2 separate regions of the Homo sapiens genome follow, and region 1 is linked to region 2. A link is an interaction called in ENCODE POLR2A ChIA-PET data of the cell type or tissue named here. Cell type or tissue: A673. All regions are shown on one strand. Each heading gives the region's core, and the rest is flanking DNA. Links, peaks and the distances in the headings are about the cores only. Region 1 overlaps TADA2A (transcriptional adaptor 2A). Region 2 overlaps SYNRG (synergin gamma).

Region 1 (2,912 bases), core at 131-2,630, 74 kb after region 2:
AAATACCTCTCTGTGGCATGAGCAAGTCATTCCTTTGGTCTGTAGTGCTGACAAGCTTCTTTAAACTGTTATCATCTTTTTTATTTTTTAGAGGTGGGGGGTCTCACTTTGTTGTCTAGGCTGACCTTGAATTCCTGGGCTCAAGAAATCCTCCCACTTTGGCCTCCCAAAGTGTTAGGATTACAGGTGTGAGCCAACCATACCCAAATCTGAAGTGTTATCATCTTTTTAAAAGCATTCATTTAGGGCCGGACGCGGTGGCTAACCCCTGTAATCCCAGCACTTTGGGAGGCAGAGGTGGGCAGATCAGTTGAGGCCAAGAGTTTGAGACCAGCCTTGCAAACATGGCAAAACCCTCTCTCTACTAAAAATATAAAAATTAGCTGGGCATGGTGGCGCTAATCCCAGCTATGCCAGAGGCTGAGGCACGAGAATCGCTTGAGCCTGGGAGGCAGAAGTTGCAGTGAGCCAAGATCACGCTACTGCGCTCCCGCCTGGCTAACAAGGTGAGAGTCTGTCACAAAAAAAATAAAAAATAAAAGCACTCATCTAAACATCTTACAGTTTACTATGGGGCAGAGGGAAAGAATTATTATTTATGTTGTGTTAAAGCTAACTATGTATAAAGATTAATAACATAAGTTCCAGTTATAGCTCAAATGAAAATCAATAATTTACAGGGCTATAGAAACTTCAGGGAGAGTACAAATACCTAAAGTATGTTATGGGTTTGAAAAGCTAACTGAACTATAAATTGCTGATCAATCAGTTGCTTCTGTTTCTTTTTATCCCCACTTAATTACAAAAAGGACCCCAAGTGAACCAGAAGGAACTGCAAGTCCTACTCCCATGAAGAATGAAGAATGAAATTAAACACCGACCATTACTATAGTTTTCTTAATAATGTTGAGAAGTATGAATGAAGACCTTGGATTAGGCTCTAGAGAAGTGATTCACCAAGTCAAGCCATTATTAACATTATAGATGTTGACTTTAAAATTCTGTAAAAAATAAATATATAGGTAAAAATAAAAAGCAGGGAGGAGGAGGAGGAAAAACAATAATAATATTTTAAAAATTTGTTTTAAAGGTTTTTTTTTTTAGAGACAGGGTCTCACTGTGTTGCCCAGGCTGGTCTTGAACTCTCGGCCTCAAGTGATCAGCCAGCCTCGGCCTCCCAAAGTGCTAGGATTATAGGTGTGACCCACCATGCCCAGCCAAAAATTTGGTATTTTTGAGCAGAATCTAAAAGAATGATATTTATGAAGCTGCCCCTTTTGTGCAGAGTAGTCTGGCATTCTATAAGAAAGATACAAGCCAGAAAACAATACCATTTCAATTAAAGCTGGTGTCTATGAATGGCAGTCTGCATACTACCTTCAAAGGGAACACCACAAGAGGTGAGAAAAGATAACATGAGTCACTGGGATTGACGAGACTGACACGGAAGACTGAACAAATACAATGGATTTAGTTAATGCTAAAGTAGTTTGCTTTCAAGCTTTCCTCTTTTAGTTCAATCTGCGTCACTTTGACTTTCCTTAAAGTTGTGTGGGAGAAAAGGAGGAATAAAATGTTGCCAAAAAAAAAAAAAAAACCCCCCCAAAAAAAAACCCACCGCTCAAGAAATGTGTAGAGAAAAATTTCTTAAGGTAAAATTTTTAGGAAGACTATTTCTTTATCTTAGATCTGGTATAACAAATATCCAGGCAGCTCTTCTATGGAGAGAAAAGAATCAAGTTCCCCTTCTAGGGACAGTGTACCAGTCCATGCAATATGAAAACTTGATTTATAATTTAACAAGTATACTCTACTTGTCTTTCCTGCCTGGGATGTAAATTTAACAGAAATCATGAAGATGCTCTTTGGGAAATACAGATTCCAATAGAGAATTACTGATCTACTGTATCATATTCAATTCTGAACTAAAATTAAAAAAAAAGTATTGGGTATTATTATGTAGTATTAGTATATATTAGTATGTAGTTCACTGAAAATGGAAAGAAGGAAAAAAGGGACTCAAAGTCTAACTATCTACTCTTAACAGCTCTTTGGCATTCACCACATAAGTTTTAGGAAAAGAGTTAACATAAACCCTTAGAGGGCTAATCAAAGATTAGAATTCAGCAATGCTGGGGCAGGCGTGGTGGTTCACGCCTGTAATCCCAGCACTTTGGGAAGCTGAGGCGGGCAGATCACTTGAGGTTAGGAGTTGCAGACCAGCCTGGCCAACATGGCGAAACCCCATCTCTAATAAAAAAACAAAAATTAGCTGGGCATGGTGGCAAACACCTGTAATCCCAGCTACTTGGGAGGCTGAGGCAGGAGAATCCCTTGAACCTGGGAGACAGAGGTTGCAGTGAGCCAAGATCGCGCCACTGCACTCCAGCCTGTGTAACAGAGTGAGACTCCGTCTCAAAAACAAACATAAAAAAGAATCCAGCAGTGTTGAAAATTCAACAGTCCTGAGAAACAAGAAATTCCCCATTTGGGCCTAAAAACTCTTGAGGAATTTCCATTCTTTTTCCTTGCTAGGGGAAATTCCGGGTAACAAAATATAGTGAACATTTAGTGATAGCAGTTGCTAGTGAAGTCCCAAGAATTCAAACTGATTCCCTTCCTTCTAAGAATGCAAGTGAGGGCCATTTAACCAATTACCTTAGTGTAGATTTACCTCAGATAAAAGTAAAATCACACAGTCCAACAGATATTTCCTACTACTATTATATAATCAATATTTTTACCCTCATCACAAGTCTTATTCACTGTGGTCAAAATCCAACAACACAGTAAGTTCAGCAACTTAACCACTAGATTTCTGAATTCTATAAGGGCAGGGGACATGTTCTATTCATCCTTCAATTCCTAGCACCCAAGACAGTGTCATCACACAGTTGGCGCTCGATAAACAT
Region 2 (2,912 bases), core at 199-2,698:
CTTTCCAAGATTGAGACCTACCCTTTTAACCATTGTGTGTGTGTGTGTGTGTGTGTAGTGAATTAGATAATGCATATAAAGAGCTTAGTATAGTGCTTGAAAGTAAGGGCGTATTAGCTGTTGTTCTATTTATGGTCTTTAGCTGGTGACCTTCAGATCTCTCCACAAGCAGGAGGCCTGTATGTGTATCCAACCACCTGCTTATATAGCATGTGGCCTTCGCTGTCCCACAGGCAGCTCCAGCTCAGCTTGGACCAAACTGAACTCTTCTCCTCAGCTTCCATCCTCAAACCTGGTCCTTCTCTCACGTGTCTTATTATGGTGAATCCTCTCAGCTGCCCGGGTCCCCCAACCTCTCCCATCCAGCAGGTCACCCAGGCCTGCTCATTCTCCTGCCTCGTCAGCTCTTTCACGTGCCCATTTCTCTCCATTCCCCACCGCCGCTGCCTTCATTCTGACCATCGGTATCTGTCTCCAGGACTGCTACAGCAGACTTCTGGCTGAGGCCTGTGCCCTGAGGATTGCCACCCCCAATTCATTGCCTATACTGTAGCGAGAGGGATCTGTCAGTAATACGAACCTGGGCCTGTCGTGATCCAGTTGGAAGCCTTAGTGGCTTCCAGGATGCTCCTTATCTTCCTTGGAGTCCTCGTGCTGCGGCTTCATCTCCTCTTTCCCTGGGCCCTGCCCCCACCCTCTAGATTCCTTCCCATACCCCATCTTTAGCTCAGAGCCTTTGCCTGTGCTGCTTGTTCTGCATAGAATATCCTTCCCTCCCCTACCTCACCCAACCCTCCTGTCCCCCTCACCTAGCAGCTCCCATCTACACTCAGCCAAGGTGATTTTAGAATCTAGGAAGCAGGCCAGGCACGGTGGCTTATGCCTGTAATCCCACCACTTTGGGAGGCTGAGGCGGGTGGATCACCTGCAATCAGGAGTTCAAGACCAGCCTGACCAACATGGTGAAGCCCTGTCTCTACTAAAAATACAAAATTAACCAGACGTGGTGGCGCGCCTGTAATCCCAGCTACTCAGAAGGCTGAGGCAGGAGAATCGCTTGAACCCGGGAGGCAGAGGTTGCCGTGAGCTGAGATCACACCATTGCACTCCAGCCTGGGCGACAGAGTGAGACTCTGTCTCCAAAAAAAAAAAAAAAAGAAAAGAAAAAGTTCTAGGACGCAGTCTCTGGCTTCAGGCCCCATCCTCCTCGAGTTGGGCTAAGTGCCGCTCCCTTGTGCCCTGGCACTCAGGACTTCCCCCAAGTAAGCACACCCAGCACTCATGGCACTGCACGGGCTCCCCTGGCGCCCACCTGAGACTGAGTTCTCAGAGGTCAGAGGGCGTGTTGTACTGGTGCCGGCCTTCCTAGCACCTGGAACCGTGGCAGGTTCCCAGTGGATGTGTGGGAGGTTAATTCTTGTAGTGGTGGTGTTAGAGTACTGTACTTGCCGCTAGGCCTGCTGGGGGTGAGTGATGAGGGAGTGAAGTGAACAGCGTGTGGACTTGTGGACTTCTTACCCATTTGTCTTGTCGTCCTCACAGCCAGATGAAAACTCGCTGGATTTTTCCTCCTGTATGTTACGGCCTGGGATTAAAAATGCTCAGGAGCTTGCCTGTGGAGTGTGCCTCTTGAATGTGGACTCGAGGAGCCGGGTAAGTCACGCAGCCTCCTTGCAGACAGCAAAGGGCTTCCCTAACATGACTCTGGACAACCTCATCTGGCCCACTTTACTGCAGAGTTTGTGACCAGAGGTGGGGATTTTCTCAAGTCCTAAAAGCTGATGGTAGGAGCAGACACATTCCCTCGAGAGGGCAGCGGGGGAGCTGTGGAGGGAATGGACGCGGCTCTCATGCCTGCAGCACCCTGTGCATAGTGGGGAGGTCAGGGGAAAAGGGTGAACCTGTAAAGATGTGTTTGGAGGCAAGAGGCCCTGTTCTGGGAATGTTGTTGACCTGTGGTTTCAACGTTATTTCAGAAAGAAGAGAAGCCTGCAGAAGAACATCCTAAAAAAGTATGAACCAGTTACACCTTATCTTAGCGTCTCCATTTTAATTTTGAGTGTGGAGGGCAAATTGGATGATTCTATCCATTGCCATCCTGAACTGTTCCAATCATGAATCCTTCACTGAGTCAGTTTTGTTCCCATAATGTTTGATGGAGTCTCCTAATGTGTCTGTGTGGGTCCACTTCTGTCTTATTTGCATGCTTGTTTCACATAATTGGCTTCTGGTGTTGCAGTTATTTTTCTCTGTGATGAATGGGGTGACAGAATGAGCAACTTCTGGAAGCCTGGAAGTTGTAGTGACACACAGATGGAGATCAAAGAGCTTCAGGATGTAGCCATTTAGCCATTTTAACAGACAAGCAGCAAATTGGGTTTTAGAGTTTTGTTTATTTGCAGTGCATATTAGAAAACTAACCCCAGGAAGTGGTTGAGGTTTGGACTCTACTTTTCCATGGCTGACTGTAGCTTACTGATAAGCCTGTTCATCTGGAAATAATTCTTATGTGTTTAATGCCCATTCATTTCGAGGCATTTTTTTTTAACTCCATACCTGTTTGGACTTTTTGATAATGTAGATTCATTAGGCATTAGGGTCAATGCCATTAGACCCTAAGAGTTGTTATCTGTCGTTCTCTAACTCTCTCGTTTTCTAACTCTCTCGTTCTCTAACTCTCTTGTAATTTTTTGTCATGATAGGCTTGTGGTCAGCTACAGGAGTGTAAAGGATTGCATGCTGTAGTCAGATGCCGGCCTTAGGAGGAGGGCTTCCTTCAGCACAGTGAGGGATGAAAGCTATCCACAGCCCTTGGCTACTTCAGTTCCCCTTATCATGATTCCCCCCCTCCACCCCATAACCTCTGTCTGCCTTTTCCATGGAAGATTTGGCCACCTTTTGCTGAAACTAGG

Evidence for each region. ChIA-PET counts read pairs that join two places held together with the same protein. Peaks named below come from ENCODE experiments on the same cell type or tissue, not always from the same donor. Only the 100,000 strongest peaks of a DNase experiment are listed, where the experiment ranks them.
Region 1: POLR2A ChIA-PET joins it to region 2 with 15 read pairs; 3 of 35 experiments call an interaction of 5 or more read pairs at or near these places.

What each region holds. Positions count from the first base shown.
Region 1 is chr17:37,444,789-37,447,700 of GRCh38, reverse strand. All of the region lies in intron 8 of TADA2A (transcriptional adaptor 2A), which reads right to left. Among named protein-coding and RNA genes, the nearest start is that of TADA2A, 39 kb to the right of the region's middle. In A673, for the core only: no CTCF peak of the experiment used is centred there; a DNase peak (open chromatin) is centred at 1,450.
Region 2 is chr17:37,519,279-37,522,190 of GRCh38, reverse strand. It overlaps SYNRG (synergin gamma), which reads left to right. Exons shown (of 22, transcript NM_007247.6): 20 at 1,543-1,653; 21 at 1,977-2,012. Among named protein-coding and RNA genes, the nearest start is that of DUSP14, 31 kb to the right of the region's middle. In A673, for the core only: no CTCF peak of the experiment used is centred there; no DNase peak of the experiment used is centred there.